2 separate regions of the Homo sapiens genome follow, and region 2 is linked to region 1. Evidence: chromatin loops called from intact Hi-C (ENCODE). Cell type or tissue: heart right ventricle. All regions are shown on one strand.

What was found. Peaks named below come from ENCODE experiments on the same cell type or tissue, not always from the same donor. Only the 100,000 strongest peaks of a DNase experiment are listed, where the experiment ranks them.
Region 2: it touches region 1 in a loop (10-fold over the local background); 3 of 110 quality-filtered maps call a loop at or near these places.

Annotation. Positions count from the first base shown.
Region 1 is chr16:49,110,514-49,115,513 of GRCh38, forward strand. LOC105371241 (a long non-coding RNA gene) reads right to left here. Exons shown (of 4, transcript XR_001752138.3): 3 at 3,463-3,653. Among named protein-coding and RNA genes, the nearest start is that of CBLN1, 170 kb to the right of the region's middle. In heart right ventricle, no CTCF peak of the experiment used is centred here; a DNase peak (open chromatin) is centred at 2,458; H3K27ac peaks cover 732 bases.
Region 2 is chr16:48,944,489-48,949,488 of GRCh38, forward strand. No RefSeq gene overlaps it. Among named protein-coding and RNA genes, the nearest start is that of CBLN1, 330 kb to the right of the region's middle. In heart right ventricle, no CTCF peak of the experiment used is centred here; a DNase peak (open chromatin) is centred at 2,758; H3K27ac peaks cover 1,887 bases.

The DNA of each region.
Region 1 (5,000 bases):
CTCAGGAGATGCCTACTTCTTAAATATCAACAGCTGGTGTTTGGTTTTAAATTTCTTCTGTGCAACTGTCCCCATAGGGTCTCAGTTGGGTTCCAATTCTTGAACTGGTAATATTGCTTTAGAAAGCAGGATCTTTATAATAATAAACATTCTGTGTGCTTCTAAAATTCAGATAAACTGCTTAGATAACAGAAGGGTTATTAAAAGGTACAAGTTCTCATTGTTAATATTTTTAGTATATAATAATAATTATTATTTATCATGTATTGAACACTCCTAGGTGCCAAGAACTGTACTAAATATTTTACATACACACTCTCACTTAATCCTCTCAAAATGCTCCCAAGTCCTCTCTCCAGTCTGAGTATTGGAGGTTCTTGTGTTTTCTTCTTTCCCTTTTCACCATCCACACCATCCTATTCTTTGTAAGCAGTGTTTTCTAATATATAGCTCACCTTCTTCTCTGGCTTCTCTGTTTGTTTTTGCTTCCAGATTTATTCATTGCTTCTGTTAGGGTCACAAGTGGCCAGGTGATATCCAGGTAACACATACTCCTTTTGAATGCAGAAGGTAAGGAAGAAACATCAAACCAACAGCTCCTTAGGCCAGAAGTGGCTCCCCTCCAACACCAAAAGCCATGCTCACTTGGAGAGGCAGGGCAGAAAATTCAACACACAGACCCTGTCAATGTTGCTGAATGAGGGTAGCAGTGCTGTGTAAGTCAGGGGAGGCTGTGGTAACCCCTGGGAGTAACCTTTTCCATGCCGTGTGTCCACAGAGCAGGGCAAGGCCAGCCCTAGAGCTAAAGAGATCCACACTGGTGGGAGAACAGACGTTCCAAGGAATGCCAGAGGGGCCTCATGAGCTTAAAACTAACAAATGAACAAAGTCAGTTTGAGACAAATAATTAGGTAGGTGTCCTCAGTGCCCGGCATTAATATGTTTGTGTTTGTACACCAGCAAGCCCTTAATAAATATGTTCTTTCCTGTCCCATAGAAATAGTCTGTAAATAAATAACAGGACATCCCACTTTTGCTGACAAATCATTTTTCCTTTCTATCTGGGTGCCAGTTGCACTTTATAAATGACTTTAATTTACAGTGCATTATGTTTCCTTGTATTTCTTGCCTCTAAATCCCCATGCAATATTTTGTATCCATTCCCATGATAGTTTAACTGTCTTTAACCTTTTCAGTGAGGGGTGTGTGTGTATGAGTATAAATATGTGTGTTTGTGTGTATTTGTGTGTGTCTGTGTGTGAGTATCTGTGTGTGTTTGATAACACCATACATTTCATTCCATCATTTCTAAATGGATCAACTCAACATTGTCATTTTTGCCATGTGTTTTATGATCATTGTCTTTCTATGAACATCAGTTGTGTTTGCTTTGTGGAAATCTGGTCCCTGGATGGCTGCGGCCAGAGCAAGCTGATCACCTTTGGTGTGAACAGACATTGAGTTGGGCTGGGGGAGTTCATTGTGGAAGTCAAAGCGGATGTCACTGACCAGACTTGTCAACCATTTCAAGTGAAATTCTCTAAAAACTCACCTGAAGCTTTCCCCAGAAAACACCAAGGTGCAGTATTCAACAAAAGGCAAACTAATAAGAACTACTATTTATTAGGTACCTACTGTGTGCAAAGTCTTCTACTTGTACAGTTTCATTAATCTTCATAAAAATGCCCTAGGAGGTGGGTATTATCATCATCATCTCCACTTGAGAGCTTGAAACTGAAGCTCAGAGAAAGTGAAGTTAGTAAAAAGCTCAGCTGCATTTGAATCTGTCACCAAAGTCTTCCTCGTCTTGAATCTGACTCTACAGGGTGCGGGGATAAGGACTTTGCATACAGAGTCAGGCTATTTTGCCAGTGTTGTGTGCTCTTTCCTTGTAGCTTGGCCCTAGGCTGCCCATGAGTTTGCCAAAGGTGTACTGTAGCCCACTCTGAGGCAGGTCAGGGCAGAGCACTGAGGTTGTGCGGTTGAATGCAACTGACCCTGGTGCCTGAGATTCTCACAATCTAGTGAACTCCTAGACAAGCCAACAGACACCCCCACTCCATTGCAAAGTAGAGACCCATCCATCCATCCATTCACTCATTCATACAACAAATATTTATTCAACTCCGTGCTAGGCACTGTTGTAAGTACTGGGGTTACAAGACAGACAATAGCTCTGAGCTCACACTAAACAAACTAGTAACATAACAGCCAATAATTAAGAGTGTTCTGTCTTAGTTTTGTAGTGCTGCCACAGCACACTACCATGAATCTAACAGCTTAAAACAACAAACATGTATTATCTCACTGTTCTGTAGGTCAGAAGTCCAGAAAGGCACATGTGAGCTCTCTGCTCCAAGTCTCACTAGGCCGACATCAAAGTGTCAGCCATCTGGACTCCTATCAGGAGGCTCTGGAAAGAATCTTCCAGGCTCGTTCCGACTGCTGGCAGAACAGCCAGTTCCCTGTGGCTGCAGAACAGAGGTCCCTGCTTCCTTGCTGGCTGCAGCCTGGGGCCACTCTGTCAGCCTCTGGAGGCTGCCCGCCTTCCTTCTCATCTCATGGACCCTACACCTCTTCTCATCAGCTACTGTGCATGCTTGGAATCTTGCTGCTTTCCTTTTCTGCCCTTACTCTCCGCATTTAAGGGCTCATATGCTTGTATGAATCTACATGGATAATCCACAATTATTAATATCTCCCTATCTTAAGGTCAACTGATAAGTAACATTTATTACATCTGCCGAGTCTCTTTTTTCCCCATAAAATTACACCCTCATATGTATACCAAGGGGCAAGGAGGGCCAAAATGCAGAAAAAAATAATGTGATCATCATTCATTCAACAAATACTTATTGAGCACCTATTATACACCAGGCACTGTTCTAAGTGCTGGTTATACCTAGCCTCCTGGAGCTTACCTTTTAGTGAGAAAAAGACACCAAAAAACAAGAATAAATGGGTAGAAGTATATGCTGTGTTTGGCATTGATAAATGCTATGGAGAAAGATACATTGAGACAAGTCTAGGGAGGCATTGGGAATGTGGTTATACTTTGAAACAGAGTGGTCAGGGAAGGGCTCACTGAGAAATTCAAGGAAGAGAGAAAGCACACCATGCATGTAACTGGGAAAAAATTTTCTGGAAAGAAAGAACAGTAGGTGCAAAAGTGGTGAGGTGGGGGCATGCCCCACAGGTTCAAGGAGCAGCAAGGGAAGCAGTAAAGTAATAAAACAGGAACGAGAAGGACCCTCGGAGAGAGCAACGACCAGGTCATGTGAAGCTGGGGCATGGCGTGATGGTAAGAGGAGGTGCAGGGTGGAGACGGAGGTGCTGATTTAATTTTTGTGGTCAGAGAAGGTGTGTATTGGTCAGCTATTTTTGTACAACACATTAGCAATTCAAAATCACAGATGTTTGTTTTCTCAGTTTTTAAGGGTCAGGAATCTGGAAGTGGCTTACCTGGAGTGGGTCTGGCTAAGGGTCTCTCACAAGTCTGTAATCAAGTTGTCAGCTGGGAGCTCAGTCATCCGAGGCTTGACTGAAGCTGGTGGATTTGCCCCCACATGCAGTTGTTGGCCTGCAACTTCTGCTCCTTGCCAAGCACGTCTCTGCACGGGACAGCTGGAATAGCTTTCCCCAGCGCAAATGATCTGCAGGAGAGGAAGATGTCACACTGTCTTTTATGACAGTCTCTGAAACACACACACACATGCACACACACACCTTATTTTGTTCTTTAGACCCAAGTCACTAGGTCCAGCCCTCACTCAACAGGAAGTAACTACACAAGATTGTGAATACCAAGAGGTGGGTGTCACTGGGGCCACCTCGGAGGCTGGCTGCCACAGAAGCCTTCTCAAGAGATGGGATATTTGATCTGAGGGCTCAATAATGAGAACGGTCCAGCCAGCTCTTCCAGGGCAGCCGGCTCTTTCAGACAATAAGCCTGAAAGAAGCTGCACCTGCTCCTTGGACAGAGAGAATGAGATATTCGCACAGACTGTGGTTCTCTTCATTCTCACCAAGTCCAGACTCATCATGCCTCCTCCACCTCTTCAAATGCTTCCCTTCTTCCTCCTCCACTTTCCTTTCCCATCAGGCCAGTGGAGTTTATAGTTGAAACTGCATGCCCCGGGTGTTCCTGATCCCCTGCTCTTTGCTTAGGCTATTCTCCTACCCAACATGCCACCACCTCTTCCCTACTTCCCTAAACATGGACGATACTGAGACCCAACCCAAGCCACCACCTCCTCTCAGAAGCCTCCCCTGTTGTTGCAGCCCATATTGATCCTTTTTCTGAATCAAGGATGCCTCATAGCAGCCTTGGATTAACAGAAAGTCTGGTCCCATTTCTATCTGTGACTCATGTCTCCAACTCCATTGTAAGCTCCTGGGTACAAGGGCTGTGTTGTACTCACTCCCGACGTTCCTAAAGACCCCTGCCACAGTTGGAGTCCTGGTGGTCAAGAAATGGCTTACCCAGATGGGGTTATTTTCGTAGTATTTTATTAATACTCTGAAACAAGACTTGTTTACAAAGTTTAGAGAAACTAATAAAGGATAGTATGGTATCCAGGACTGGCCAAAGCAGGGAGCCAATACCCCCACCCGCATCCCCCCATCAGAGGCATGAAGGAGCAAAGGGAGCTGGCAGTTCCCCAAACTGGGGAGAATAATGTAAAGGAAGAGCCACCTGATGGGAGAGGTGTCCTGCGGGGCCAAGCCACAATGACCTGGCAGGAGAGAACGAGGAATAAAGCCTCGCCTCTTGCTCCTCCCATCTTCCTATCCTCATTGGCAGCTTTCATCAGCCAAATGCAAGCAGAAGCCAGGAGGCAGGGGAGTCGGACCATGTAGTTCACATAGGTCAGCCCCTGAGGTGCAGCAGAGTGGAGAAGAGTAGAGAAGCAATCTGGAGAAGCCAAAAGACTCCACAGTGTAAGACTCAGAGCTGGAAGCCTGCTTGGTTCTCTAGTGCCTCCTCCCAGCCTGGTACC
Region 2 (5,000 bases), 170 kb before region 1:
CCTGCCGAGAGACCGGGATATGATAGCTCAGACCCTCCACTCTATTTCATCACATCCACCCTCTCCTATCTGAATCGTTGACCTTATTTCTCCCTCCTCTACTTCTCCCTCCCCATCTATTTGTAACCTCTGAATAGAGTTCTGGATTTTTTACTCATCCATTCATTTCCTTATGCATTCATTTAGTTGAATAAAGTTTGAGTATTTTTATGGATCTGGGGCCCTGTTCTACGTCTTGGGGATACAACGGCCAGTAAACCACAGAAGATCCCTGCTTGCTTAAGTTCAAGTTTGGGAGACAGATCACAGACAAAAGTACAAATTAACAAAGAAGATAAATAAGCAAGATTGTAACAAGTGTCTTAAAGGACATACTCAGTATGAGCAAATGAGGAGGAACCGGGGAGGGGCGACCTCAGATGGGATGACTGGGTATCATCTTCCTGTGGGCTAAGTGGCCCCCATTGACCCACTGATGAGACTCATGCAGGGGGTTAGTAACCCTTCGTCATCCTTTAGTGTAGGTTCTCCAGGTGTCTGTCCCCTACTGACACTTCTTCCTTCCCCAGGTCAGTTGGGAGTTCTTAGGAGGGGAGGGAATTAGCAGCCAGACTTAATAAAACCTAGTGGAGGAGGAAAGTCTGTGAATTTAACTCCCGTTCGGGCCCTGGAAGGAGTGTCTATTCACTCTTCCCCTCCCATGGGGTTGTTCTTTCCAGCTGCTGGAGAGGTGGTTCAGTCACCCACCTGCAAGATTACTTGTCAGTGGAGCAGAAGGTCAGCCTCAAACTCTCTTTTGTCACCTGTCCAAGTTAACCTGAGGCTTCCCATTCCCTTGGTTTTCACCTTTGCATTTCTAGGCACCATTTTATAACTGTCTCCATTGACCTTCTGCTAGGATATGTTTGTAAGACATTTCATTTATCCTCTGGGGTTTCTGGGAACCTGAAGAGTTTGAGAGTGGCTCTGTCATGTGGGGAGGTTTTCTTTTCTCTGGGAACCATACCCACCTTCCACAGAATGTTCCTCACTCTGAAAGTCTAGGTAAATAGTTGCTGTAACTTCCTACCCCTGTTAGGATAATTGGACTAATGTTGCCCATTAGTGCTATCCTCAGGGGCCTGAACCCATGAAGTCATCAACTAAAAACATCCATTCACCTGCAAAAGCCCAAACTGCTTTCAAACGAAGTCAATTTTTTTCTCTTTATAGATTTATGAACCGAGCCAAGGTAATTTTCTTTTTTATAACATCAGCAAAAGACCTTAATGCCCGCTGAGCTAGTTTGAACTTATAATGAACTTAAAAATTGTCTGCAGCTTTTGAACCAGCTCCTCAAAATAATCTCTGAAATAAGCCTAAACAACCATTGCTGCTGGGCCATTCAAGCTGGTTCACTGGTGCCGCTCTGGCCTGTTGCGGAGGGAGTAATCCTGTGAAATTTGAAAGGACTTCTTTGCAAGGCCTCCCAAGGTGTGGCAAGGTGCTGAATTGACACACACCAATCCTAAACTGGTTCTCACCAGGGAACATCAGAGGTCAGAGAGCTGTGGACACCCGTGTGTCATATCTTCCTCATGTTAGAGTTTGGTGGAGGGTGGGGGCAGATAGAGGACCAGAGGTGGTGGGACAATCCAATTTCTGTACCTAAGATGTGTGCATTTGTCTCCCCCCATCCCAGGGAACTGCATCTTGCAGCACATCAGAATCATCTGGGAGCAGGAGAACCCTTCTGACCATGAAAGCAATTTATTTCCCAGAACCAATCCAGAAGAGGCCACTTCTACTGATCCTGACCAAGTCAAGAGCTGGGCTTGTGGTGGGCTGAACTGTGTCTTTTCAGCCCAGAGCTGGTCAGAGTAAGCCTAGGCTGCCTAGACCTTGCCATCCCCAAACCCAAATTTCATTTCCCTAGCTATAAAGTGCAGGACCTATTCAACTTATTTTAGCTGCTGTACAATTCTTTAATTTCAAGGAAAGGACAGGAAAGCTATGTGAGTTCAGAGCCATTACCCCATTCACCTGGCATTTCCAGTGCCTACACAGTGCCTGGCACATAGCAGCACACTATAAAGATTTGCTGGTTATGAGTAAATGAATGAATGAATCAATGAACAAGCAAACAATACATGCATAGGAATAGAAATTCCCCAGACATGAAAAAACTTGGGCCAGCCTCTCTCCCATTCTTTGCAGGGTTCTGCTACAGGTATGTAATTGTTTATTGAGAGAGATGCAGGGCTAATACTGCTTAGAGTCCAATTCTGATTCCCCTATATTCTATTTGTTTGATTTTGATAAGTTCTTGGATATGCATGAGCTTCAGTTGCTGCATGTGTAAAATGGGATAATAATAGTTCCTATATCACAGCGCATGAAAAAACACTTGGCATACTGCCTGACACACGATAGACGCTTGAATGTTATCTATGCTCAGTATTCATAGAAAGGGTTTGTTTTCCTGTATGTGTATCTGTATCATCCATATCTATTTTTAGTTATTGACCAGTCATAAAGCTCAGGGTTAAGCAATTGCTGTGTTTATCAAACAAATATCTACAGACCATCTCTGGCTCCCTTTAGAACTCTATTTGCCCAACTTATTTTCAGCTCTGAAAGAGTTACAGTCCACGTTTTAAGTGTTACATTAACACTTTCTTTTTGGTTACCAGAGTTACAGCTTATCAACAGCTCTCTTAAATTTTCCATGCCTGTTTTCTATCACTTGTCTCCCGGAACCATCCACTTGGCAAAGCTCTCGGCTCCCTCTCTCTCTGTATTTCTCCCCTCTCCATCATCTGATGTTGTGTCTGTCTCCTCTGTTGTTTTCTGTTCTTCCCAGGTTCTCCTACCTCTTTGGCAGAAATAGCAAATGGTTTTCATCTCATGCATCAGCTCAGATAGCCTGGAGAGCTACATTGAGACTTCTCAGGCCACATCTAGGGTCGGTGAGAAAGAGCATCATGATTGATTAGCAATGTCTGCCACTGTCACGAGAGGGAAGGTAGGGTTGTGTGTAGTAGCCATTTGCCATCCTTATTTGGGCAAAAGAAACACTGTGACTCGTCATTTTACAGCTTTACTACAAATCTTAGCAGAAGATCAAACACTGGCTGAAATACAAAGTTAAATCATCTGATACAGTGTACCACAATTTGGACAGGTGCTAAAAAATGATTTCTTCTAATCTCTCTCTCATAGCCAGAGGGAACATCTATATCCCTCTGTCTTTGGGAAGCTGGGCATCCTCGGTGAAGAATGTTCTTCCTTCTTTCTAGAAAGCACAAGCTACAACAGAAAGATTGTTCCAGCCCTAATAGTAAACCTGCTAAGAAAATTCAGGGATCAGTTTGGGTAGGAAAGAAGCCAGGCTAAGTGAAGGTGAGTGTGGCCTGTGTGGTAAGGCTGACATCCACTGACCTAAGGCCAGTCCTGACACCTGCTTGCTCGCCTCCTAAGAACCCTGAATAAGGCCACCTGATCTTAGCCCCTTTTGTCTCCTTGTTTCAAGAGGAGGTACCTGGGTCAGGGTTAACTTGTGAACAGAGGGCTTAGAAGTGTCCATGGCAGGGTGTTAATGCTTGTATTACATTTGCTCGGCATCTTGCCTGTGCTAAGCCAGGGGCTCATGTCAGATTCAGGAACTGCCTCCTTCTTCTGCTCCCATGCTTAGAAGAGACACAGATTAAGCCCTTGCCATGTTTCTATATCCTGCCCCGGCCCATGCTCCCATGCCCAAACCTCAAGGTTCTCTTGCTCAGAAAACTCTCCTCTGTGCAGAGCCACAGAGCCAGCAAGTCCACCTCTGTGCTCGGCCAGACAGCCCTTGTTCCAAGCCACCACCCTGAGCCCTGCCTGTCAATAGTTACAACCTTGTTGATGATGGCAGCTGCCGCGAGTGTCCTTTATAGTCTGTTAGACCTTGGGCAAGCTTCTCAACCTCTCTGTGCTCAGTTTCCTCATCTAGAAGGTAGAGATTATACTAACAGTACATACTTTGTAAGCTTGTTTTAAAGACTAGAGGAGTTGGCCAGGTGCGGTGGCTCACGCCTGTAATCTCAGCACTTTGGGAGACTAAGGCAGGTGGAACACGAGGCCAGGAGTTCGAGACCAGCCTGGCCAATATGGTGAAACCCTGTCTCTACTAAAAATAGAAAAAATTAGCCAGGCGTGGTGGTAGGCACCTGTAATCCCAGCTACTCAGGAGGCTAAGGCAGGAGAATCACTTGAACCCGGGAGGGGATGTTGCAGTGAGCCAAGATTGCACCATTGCACTCCAGCCTGGGCAACAGAGTGAGACTCCGTCTCAAAAACAAAGAAACCAAAAAAAAAAAAAAAAAAAGACTAGAAGAGTTTGAAGAGTTAACATAGGTAAAACTCTCGAAACAGTGCTTAGGGCATGGTAAATGGTGAAAATGTTAACCATTGTTATTAAAAGTGTTTCCCAAATCTTGTCCTATTTGATCCCCACAATACTGTGAGGTCAGCTAGGGCCACGGGGTTAGAACCCTTATTCTAGAAGGAAACAGAAGTTCAGGAGAGCTAAGCTGGAAGGGCTAAGTTGGGCTGGAGCCAAGTTCTTTTGACTCCATGTCCAGGATTCTTGTGTGATGCCACCTGTGAGTTTTAGTATTTGACCTCAGACCACACTGGTGCCTGATATTGTTTTCCTTTATAATTGTTTACAAAAGAGGATTTTATAAACCGTCTGAAATCCTCAGTCTCGAAGTCAGCCTGGAATAGGCATTTTTATATGTAAGTATGTCAAGTATACACCTTGGTATTACAATTAGTGATTTAGCATCCTTGGGAGAGAAGATATGTAAAGGCATTTCATTTTTTTTTTTTTTTTTTTTTGAGACAGAGTCTTGCTCTGTCACCCAGGGCTGGAGTGCAATGGTACAATCTCGGCTCACTGCAACCTCTACCTCCCAGGTTCAAGTGATTCTCCTGCCTCAGCATCCCAAGTAGCTGGGATTACAGGTGCCCACCACCATGCC